2 separate regions of the Mus musculus genome follow, and region 1 is linked to region 2. Evidence: chromatin loops called from intact Hi-C (ENCODE). Cell type or tissue: left cerebral cortex. All regions are shown on one strand. Each heading gives the region's core, and the rest is flanking DNA. Links, peaks and the distances in the headings are about the cores only.

The links. A loop is a pair of places that touch in the nucleus more often than their neighbours do. Peaks named below come from ENCODE experiments on the same cell type or tissue, not always from the same donor. Only the 100,000 strongest peaks of a DNase experiment are listed, where the experiment ranks them.
Region 1: a loop joins it to region 2, with 9 times the contacts of the local background. A loop is called at or near these places in 27 of 42 quality-filtered maps.

What each region holds. Positions count from the first base shown.
Region 1 is chr9:83,903,815-83,909,199 of GRCm38, reverse strand. No RefSeq gene overlaps it. Among named protein-coding and RNA genes, the nearest start is that of Gm39387, 9.3 kb to the right of the region's middle. In left cerebral cortex, for the core only: a CTCF peak has its summit at 3,185 (motif pointing right); a DNase peak (open chromatin) is centred at 3,241.
Region 2 is chr9:83,804,674-83,810,058 of GRCm38, reverse strand. Elovl4 (elongation of very long chain fatty acids (FEN1/Elo2, SUR4/Elo3, yeast)-like 4) reads left to right here and starts at 3,754. Exons shown (of 6, transcript NM_148941.2): 1 at 3,754-4,120. The coding sequence starts at 4,021. In left cerebral cortex, for the core only: CTCF peaks have their summits at 2,311 (motif pointing left) and 4,783; DNase peaks (open chromatin) are centred at 2,303, 3,805, 4,431 and 4,719; H3K4me3 peaks cover 2,209 bases; H3K27ac peaks cover 1,801 bases.

The DNA.
Region 1 (5,385 bases), core at 328-5,327, 99 kb before region 2:
GTAACATGTTATAAAAAGAAAAACTAAGAAATTTTCTCATAAGTAAAGATACTTTAAGGAATACAATAAAGCAACATGTAAATATGAATATACAACCTAAAAAGGTCAATCCTGAAAATGTGAGGTTTCTTTACTATTTTAAATTAGTCAAAGTTGTTATTTATATTAACATAATGAAAGATCAAACCATGATAGTTTCAATAGGAGCAGGAAGAGATGAAATGACTCAAGTAGAAATTGTAGAGCTAGATTTATTTTTTTTTAAATCACTAAATGCTATGTATCTATAGCAGACCAACTTTAGATTCAAAGATAAGAAAGTAGAAAAACAAAAACCACAGGATGAGAATTTGTAGCTAGCCGGGGCTATCAAGCAAAACCTTCCTCAAAAAGTAGCAGGAGGAGGGGCTGGAGAGATGGCACCCACATGTGCACATAAACAGGCAAAGACAAAAAAAAATGTATACATAAAACAACAATAAAATAAAGTTAAAAAGAAAAACATACAGCCATATGCTACACATGAAGTTTCAGGAATTGAAACATCAGTGGTCCTATAAGATTATAATGGAGGTGAGAATTTTCTATTGCTTAATGATATCTTGGTCTCTGGAACATTGTAGCATAACAACCTTATTCAAATATTTATGGTGGTGTTGTGTAAACAAACCTACTGTGCTGCCTGCTATAGATAAAACTATTACACATACAATTATACACAGCACAGAATGCTTTATAGTGATAACACACAATTGTACACTTAGAATACAGTAGTCCTTATCATTGTGGACTACCCTCCTGTAAAACTCAGTGTCGTGCCAGCTACACACATCTTCATTGCCCTGAGGCCACACCAAGTTACTGACATACACCATCTAGGTTTTTATTCCACACATGCTGTTCACACAATGTAGGAACCCTCTAGTGATAAAATTCTTCAGATGTATCCCAGCCATTAAATAAGATGAAACTGTATTGTGCAGAGAATAACCTTAAGAAAGGTAGGATGGCTGTATCATTATCAGAAACAGTAAGTTGTATAACTAGATGTTACAATACACAAATAGGGTTGGTTTTTTTTAAGTGGCAGAGGGGTCAACCCATCTGAGAATAGAATAACCATAAACATTCATGCACCTATCAAGAGAAAACATGAGATGCATGGAGCAAATATTTCCAGAAATGAGAAATATATGGATTATTTAGCAGCAACATTAGACATTCTAATACTCTTATCTCAATAACAGAACCCTTAGGCAAAAGATCAGCATGAAAATTGAAGACTTGAAGACAGCTGCACATCACCTCGCTCCTTTACAGAGCTACAAAGCGCTCCTCTCAGTAACAACAGCGTACATACAAGGAACGATCTCTAAGATATATTGTGGGCGAGTACAAAACCAAGCCTTGCCACAGTCAAGATAATGAAAAATATAAAGCATGCATTCTGAACACAATGGAATAACAGTAGAAATTAATAACAGAAAACTCTGGGAAACTTAGGGGTGTGTGAAATGGAGCAGCACGCTCGTAAATAGCCAGTGGCTGAAAAGAAGAAATCGAAATGGAAACTAGAGAATATTTTCAGATGAAGCTAAGTGGCTGCGTGGTGTATTTAAACTTAGGGAGTTCAGACGCAGCAATAGTATCTGGAAGGGGATTTATGACTGAAAATGTCCACTTAGAAGTAAAGAGAATCTCAAAGCAACCTCCCAAATTTCTGCTTTAAAACTAGGGAAAGAAGAGAAAACGAAGATCGAGCGGACAGAAGAAACGAGTAAAGATTACAGCGGAAATTGGTGAAAGAAGATAGAGAAAATTCAATTAAGCCAAAGGGGAACTTCCTTGAAAATATATTTTAGAAAGAAAACTTTCACTAGACATGAGAGATGGGAGGAGTGAGAGAGAGAGAGAGAGAGAGAGAGAGAGAGAGAGAGAGAGAGAGAGAGAGAGGTGGGAAAAGGGGGTAAGTAGGGAGGGAGGAGGGAAGGAAAGAGAGACAGAGGGACATATCAAATTACTAGAATCATAAGTGAAAGAAAGAAAATTATATCAAATACAAGATAACAGGTCTGGCCAGAGGGCTTGGCAGTAAAGGTACTTAGTACACAAGCGTGAAAATCTGAGTCTGATCTCGGCAGTCTACCCACATGGTAGAAAGAAAGGCTTAACTCCACTAAGTTGTCCTATGCCTCCCTGATGCACCCAGGGACAGACACACACACACACACACACACACACACACACACACACACACACACACACACACACATTAATAAATAATACAAGGAAACAGAAGGATCAAAAGCAATCAATTGGTGATAAATGTAGACGCTATCGTCATATATTCCTTTCTTAGTAGTGAAAGACAAATGGCTGTTTTAAGTAAAACGTGTTATAACATTGTGGTGTAGGGGTTCTAAAATGTAGATCTGACAAGTTATAACAGGTAGAGTCTAAATGGAGTTTATACTGTTTAAGGCTCTCCTTGTTTCTGTGAAGCAATGTGACACGAAAGCCGTGTGTGGTAGTGTGTGAGAATGAAGATTGCTATCCCCAGAGCCTTCCAAAGAGGCACAGATACAAAGGCAAGAGAGAAATTAAAATGGAATATTTCACTAGCCCCGGAGGAAACACTAAAAGAATATTGACACGATTGCTACACAGGGCTGGGCATGGTAATCCCAGCACTTGGGAGGCAGAGGCAGGTGGATTTCTGAGTTCGAGCCAGCCTGGTCTACAGAGTGAGTTCCAGGACAGCCAGGACTACACAGAGAAACCTTGTCTCAAAAAAACAAAACAAATAAACAACCAACAACGAAAAGCCCATTGAGACACATGCTGTGATGATAAGATCATGTACTTATGAAGACAGATGCTCCTCAGTAAGTATTTATTCGATTAGTTTAACACACAAACAAATATAGCAAAATTTTACATATGCCTGGCCCAGGGGGGAAAAAAGCCTCCAAAATATTAGTTATATCTTTAATTTTTACTAAAACTTCAGAAGAATAAGGCAGGCATAGTGGCGCATGTGTGGAATTTTAGCATTCAGAAGGCTGAGGCAGGAGAATCACAGGCTCCGGTGGCACAGCCTATCTCAAAAGCAAATTCAAAAACAAAACAAAACAAAAAGCAAACCTTCTCAAATATAGATTGTAGTAACTTGCAAAAGACGCCAGGTGGCATCAGATAATAAAAATTATTAGCACTTTGTAATCCTCCCCAGGAGGCGATTATATTATATTCTATTATATATGCAAAGTACATATATTTATGAAATGTTGACATTTACATTTTCTAAGTCAATGTACAAATATCAAATGGTGTTTTTTTTTCCCATTAGTTTCCAGCTCAGCATCAACTCCATATGGTGTATCTACCCTTGTCCCCATCAAGCAAAAACAAGCCAAGGCCCACACTGTACCGGCTGTTTTATTTTGTGCTCCCAGCAAAGTAGTTATTAACAACAGGTAATGGATGAGAAAACTAAAGCAGATGATCAAATCCAGGACTCTGTGTGTGTGTGTGTGTGTGTGTGTGTGTGTGTGTGTGTGTGTGTGTGATGTCTTCCTTAGGTGCATATATCCATAAGACACAGTCGTACTGCCAGATGTACCAGTAAGCACATCTTGACTGGATTCAAACCCAGGTAGTTTGAAAAAAAAAATTCAATGTTTGACTTTTTGTCCATGTTGATTTTCAATCCACAACAGAGTAGAATGGACTAATGCATATTCAGACAGGACATAGAAAGATGTTTCAGAAACATCTCTTAGTGGTACATGGGTGGTCTCTCAAATCAGTGAGGATGAGTGATGGTCTTCCTAATTAGACTTCCTAATTAAGCTTATTTCACACCACATGCCAAACTCTAATTGGTCCAAACTTTTTATTTTAAATAAGAAAATAATATTTACCAATATTTCTATATTACTCTGTGTCTCTACCCACATTTTCTTGTTACTCTCATAGAAGTATGCATCTTAAATAGAGGCCCCCAATTCCTCTCTTAATCTCTGTCTAGCCCTCCTCCACTATATCTCCCTCCCTCACTTTAAGTCTCTCTTACCCCTGCCTTTAACAATCCACTGAGTCTAGTTATTAAGTGATTGTCTACAGGTACATGACCAAGCTGCTATAGACCATTCCTCAAAGAAAAGTGAGCTTCCCTCCTGGGCCAGCCATCAGAACAACAGCTCTTGAATTAGGGGTGGAGCCTCAGGCATCTTTCCTAGCTCCATTCTGCAATTTTTCACTAGCTTGAACTTGTGCCAGTCTTGTGCAGATAATCATGGTTTCTGTGTGTTCATTTGTGCAAAGGCCAAAGTCCAGAGAATAGCATTTCACACCACCCCTCTCCTCCATACTCCTACTACCCCTCCACCCACCCCACCCCCTCCCACCACGCCCCCATCCCCTCCCACTTCTCTCCCACCACCCCTCCCCTCTCCCCACTCCCTTCCTTATCCCCTCCCACCATTCCTCTCCCCTCCCCTCCCCACCCATCTCCCCACTATCCTTCCCATCACTCCCCCTACCTCTCCCACCACACACCCACCACTCCTCCTCTCCCCCTCCCCATTCTCTGCCTCTTACATTATCTCTACCTCCTCTTCTGAGATGTTCCCTGAGCCTTGAGGTGGGAGAGTCAATATAGCCATCCCATCTATGGCTGAACGCTCACAGTAATTTACTTCCAGCTCTTTGAACAGTGCTAAATCTCTGCACCAACCACCACCCACTAATTTAAGAAACCTTCTCTGGCCAAGGTTGAGAGTTACACTCATCTACAGATGAAAAAAAAAAAAAAAACCATAGGTATTTACAAGGCAGCTTGACACTTGACAACTTGACCATCTAATAAACATCCAAAGCTTTTCCCTTGAACCTGTGATTTCCCCAGAGGATTCTTTGGCCATGTTTATAGCAGTAGGCATGAATTCTTTCCTGTGGTGTAGGCCTCAAATCCAATCAAGAGAACAGTGGAATAACATCATAAACAATCATGTACTCTTGCATCAGTAAACACATCTTGACTGTCAGGATCATATTATACCATACAGGGTTTGATGTTAGTTAAAACCGTAGATGTCTTTGTTCCCCTGTCAGCCTGCATGGCCCCTTCCAAGTTAAACAGTTAAAAAGCTAGTCAACAGTAGGGAGATTTTTGGTCAGTTGGGGCTTTCCTATGTCCTAGGTCCGATATATTCTCGACCTAAATTTCCACTTCCAATTACTCATATTGCAGGCACTTTTTCATTGTTGTTGCTTTGTTTTGTTTTGTTTTAATAAGACATGGTGTTACTATATAACCCAGGCTGGCCTTGAACACACAAACTTCATGCTTCGACCTCAGGAGTGCAGAGATTAAAGGCATCT
Region 2 (5,385 bases), core at 222-5,221:
ATAGATAGATAGATAGATAGATAAGTTAGATGTGAAGGAATGAAAGAGAATTCCACCTGGATCTAGACAGATGTGTCTGACAAAATGCTTCATTATGACTAAATATTCTTGAATGTGAAATTAGATTCTTCTTGATATATTCAAAATGAGGTACTAGGGAACTTTCCAAATTGACATACATGCACACTAATGAGTATGCATCTCCAAAGACCCTGACTTTATTGTAATATTTACATTGTTGTTTGACATCCCTACCCTATTGTAACAGTTCAAGGGGATTATGGGAAGAATTTCTTTAAAAGGGTAATAGACCATCATGATTTGGGAGAGGAGGAAGGGGTTATCTTACCTTAGCAAATATGCTACCCACTTCAGAAATATTATTATAAGATACTTCTTATAATTCCACAATGCATTTGAGGTCAGTCTGTCCCCATGTTTGTATGGCGTATTGTATTTATTAGATTTGTTCTGCTTTGTTAAATAAGCTACTACTGAAACTGTCTGTGTCTTCTCTATATTCTTTCTTTTAAGAGGAAACAATATTTTGTAACATAGTTAGATTCTTTTGTGGCAGTCTTATCTATCTATCTATCTATCATCTATTTATTAAGGGACATTTTGACTGTTTAGAGCATACAGTGATTATAAGTAAAACTGCTAGAAATACCAGTGGGAAGGATAAATATACTTTTATTTATCTAACTTTCCATTTGTTTGAATATTTGAAGGTACATTATCACATGCATTCTGGGTTCAATTGTCTTAGCAGAAATGGTGCTTGTAATTTGATATAAAAATACCACTAATTCTTGGGAGTTAGTCAATTATAAGAAAGTTACCTTTCTCCAGCTTGGCCTCTTTCTGGGTGGTTTGCTACTAAGTGTCACAGTGCTACTGTGTCATTCTTTCCTTTGACAGATAAATGTATCTCTTGCTCAAATTAGATTTAGTTTCATTTGAGAATAAATAACTTAAATTTTAAAAAGAGCTGTATATTCTTGTTGGCTCTGGAGAGTTTACAAGTATCTTCTTCCCCCCCCCCGCCCCCACCAAAAACATACCCAGCCTTGAAACACAGCTTTCCAGACAGACTTAAGCTCCTTTTAAAAGTCCTTGTCCCAGAAGGCTTCTGTGGGTTTTGAGAAGGAGGAAAGAGCCATAAGGATATGTGCAGGTTTGGGGATAGACATGAGTTGTTAAGTCAAGAGAGTTGCTAGGTCTCTCACATTTAATGAGTCCAACTAAAAGCAATTGCTAGCATCGTTTGGTTTGAAAATTCTTCTATCATTCATATACTTCAGCTCATCACTCCTAATCTGTTTCCATACATCCCTAGGCATGGGCGCAGTCTAGCCAACTTCACTTTACTTCCGTTTTCAGTGCTGTTCTTATTTCTCTCTGCAACATCACCAGAATGTCCCATACTGTCTGTGCTTCTACTGCTGGTGACCTCTTAGGTATAAAGATATGCAGTCTTTCCTCCCCATGCTCTCTCTGCTGCTCCAACAGTTCCTGGGAAAACCTCAATTTTATAGCTAACCCTTGAAGCTCTTCCAGTCTCTACCCATTACCCCACTTCAAAGCTGCTTCTTTTCAAAAGACTAAGTAACTTGTAGAGAATACAGATTTATTTCTTACAGTATAAAACTAGGAAGCCTATATTCAAGGCACTAGATCTAGTGAGGGTGCTTTTGTTTCCTGCATCATTCCATGGTAAAAAAAGTAGACGACTAAGAAGTATTTATTCTGAGAGACCAAACTCACAATTTAAAATGCTTTGCGCTGGGCAGTGGTGGCACACACCTTTAATCCCAGCACTTGGGAGGCAGAGGCAGGTGTATTTTAGAGTTTGAGGCCAGCCTGGTCAAAAAAATAAAAAAGCTTTGCTACTTAATCTATTTATGAAAGGGGAGCCCTCATGATCCACACCACTCCAAGTAGGTCTCAACTCTCTACCTTGCTGTATTGGGGATTGAGATCCAACAACACATGAACTTCTAGGGATGTTTTCAAACCATAGACGCAAGCTTTGGTTCTGTGTGATTATTGGTATCTGTAAACTACTTGTGAATTAAGCAATATTAAGTAATGGACTGTAATCTTCACACCAAGTAATAGAGCTCAAGGGTGGATACATCCTAAGACTGTTTCTTCTTATGTGCTTGAACAGCTCCTAAGTATAAATAAAAATGACTATGCCCCCAAGTAAGGCAGAGAAAATGTTAACAATATAGTTGCCATTTCTAACTTAACATTGATGGGGCTTGTCTATGATTTCCTTATGTGACAGGCGCCCCCTAGTGAACAAGGAACTCAAACTGACCTCCACTGTAGAAGAGAGGCTCCAAGAAAATTCTTGAATAAAGCTGCCTTAATGATTCCACATTATATTAAATAAGCAAAGACGGTGACATTTTGTGAGGTGAGGGTAGGAATCTGTTCTCCATCATAAAAACATCCAAGACTCCAAGACAATACAGAGGTAGCAACCAATACCATAAGCAAAGGGAAACCTAACTCATACTCACATTAACAAAGGAAATGAAATTTGACTAGAATTCTTTGTAGTTACTAGATTCGTAACTAGGAATTGAGGTGTAAGAAATTCTTTAATTTGAGAAACTTCATTCTGGCAAGCAGATTTGACAAATTAATAAATCATATCATTTGGTTGATTTCAGAATAAAGCATGTAAAGAAGGCTGTGGGGGTCTGAGTTATATAGCAAATCAGTTACCTTTAATTAGCCTTCCTCGCCGAAGCTCTCTCTACTTAAACAACTCCCACTATGCTCTGAAGTGATGTGCGTTATAATTTTGTCACCATAAATATTTATGACTTGCTATTTATAGCACAGAGTTAGGGCTCAGGTAGTACTCATGTTAACAACGTTGAGCATTTGACTCAGTGACCTCTAAAATAAGCATTCTAAATCAGTCAAGTGGAGAAAAAAAGCCGAAACAAAAGTGGATGGCACATCTGAATAAAACGCATATGAACTTGTTATTGGACCATTCACTGAAATCTTGCTTTATGTCAGAAACTATAAAAATGGCATAGTGTGATTTTGTTGCTGCAGTTATTGTTGTTGCTATTTATTCATAGAGACTGCTTTCTTCTCACAAGTCAACTGCTCTTTTTCTCCTCAGCATCACCCTTTCAGATTGACCTGAATCTCATGTGGTGCAAGTGGACTCTTTTAGCCTATTCTTATGGCTCCATCCTCTCTGAACTACCAATAGCCTAATTTGGTACAATTATATTGCTTTGATCGGCCAGTGTCGCTGTTTTCAATACTCACAAGGATTTAACTACATGCTAATAATATTTACGGGGTGACCACAGACTACTCTCCTTTGCCGCTGCTTAAGACAAATGGCATTCCTTTACAGTGAAACCACCCGCATTTCCTTGTCTGGGTGACAAGCACGTGCCACAGGCGAAGACAGCAAAAGCACATGTGATGGAGGTGAATGATAGGCAAGAACCAGAAATGCATCGCGTACTTCATCTTTGCCCACAAACTCCCACTTTTTCCCGTCCGGTTTCCCACGTTGCATCCGGCAGAACAGAGGTAACCGTGGGCAGGAAGGCAGGGGAGGAGGACTGGGTACGAGGTGTCCCCCTGCGGCGTTCCTGTGGCCCAGGTGGTGGCCCGGGGCTGGCCTTAGCGCGCCTGCGCAAGCCGGCCACCACTCGCGACCGCAGCATCCCCGCGCCCGGGGCGAGAGGAGGCGCCGCCCCGCCCCGCGCGGCCACGTGATGCGGGCGAGGGGATTGGAGCTGCGGCAGCGCGCGGCGACAGAGAGGAGCAGCGCTGGGCGCTCGTGGCTGGTCCTCCTCCTCCTCCGCCCTCCGGCTTCTTGTCTCTGCTGTTCGCCGCTGCTCTCCGCCTGCATCCCCAGTCGCGGCGCCTGGAGGAGGAGGAGACGCCGCTGCCAGCAGGGTTCCCGCCGCAGTCGCCCACGGTCCATCGGAGCCTCTCTTCTCGCCGCTGCTCGTACCTCTCCTCGCCAAGATGGGGCTGCTGGACTCAGAGCCCGGCAGCGTCCTGAACGCGATGTCCACGGCATTCAACGACACCGTGGAGTTCTATCGCTGGACCTGGACCATTGCAGGTACAGGCGAGGGGCCTCACCCATCTCCTCTGGGTGTTCCTTGGGCTGCCCACGGCTCAGACGCCAGTCCCCGGCTTCAGCGCTAGGCAAGGCCCTGCGCCCCCTACCCAGCGCCTTGAGGCTGTTGGGGGCGCTCGGGTCCCCGCAGATGCGGCGCCGCGGACCTCGCGGTTGTGCACTGGTTAATCAGATGAGACTCTCAAGGCGTACTCCCCCCCACCCCCCATCCCCTCAACACTCCCATCTCTTCAGCTCCGCGAATGCAGGAGCTGACTTAACCAGATGCTACCAGTGCAGCCAAGGAACCACCCTGCCCTGACGCCCGCATTTCCCGAGCTCGCCTATTATCTTATGCACTGGTACTCCTTATAGAGCGATAGGCCTGGAGGCGGACGAGGGCTGCGACTATACCTGTCTCTCCGCTACTTCAGCTTCCTTGAAGACTTTGACAAACCACTCATTATCTTCTTCCATTTAGCTAACCTCTTTGTAGTATAATTTCGACTGAAAAGTAAAATAACATTATTTAGCTTCTTGAAGAACGTTAGTTTTTTTGTGGTTTCCCAGTAGCAAATCTGTTAGGCTACCCTCTGCGAGAGCTTTGCGCAGTGCAGTGCCGTCAGGGGGAGGGGAAAGAAGGCAGGCTTTGGGCTGGGGGTCTCCGCAGCAGCACCTAGAGGATGGCTCAGAAGCCTGCATAAGCATAAGTACAGTGTACTGAAATTAGCGAACTTTCCCTTCAGCTGTTGAGTTTGCAGAGCAGGGCTGTCATTGAGTGACTTAGTTTTCCTAGCAGAAGTAATTGTAACATAAATGTTCACGTTTTAACATTTCTTCACTTGCTTTGTTGCTTTAAAAAGTTTCCGAGACCTTAAACGTTAAGTTTAAAGGATCCCAGGGAATAGTTTGGGGCTTTAAATTTGTGTTGTGTGTTTGCAGTGTGACCCTGTATTCTAGCAACGGAGGATGTTAGCAATATAGGTTATGATGGCTGTCTTCTTTAGAAGTGAAAAGTTTCTTCTTTAGTTTTTTGTGTTCTGTTGCTAGGGCAATCGAGACAGTGGGTTATATATAGCTTGATACAGAATGACATTTGATGTATGTGCTGTGAACAAAATGCTTGCTGGAATTGTTTCTGTATGAGACAAACGCTTTTTCGACCTGGAGGCTTCGATGACTTGTTTTAAAACGCGCGATATTTCTCAGGAGATCAAACATCTGACCGTAGGAGAGCCAGTAGTTCCCAAGCCGCGAAGCTGGCGGTG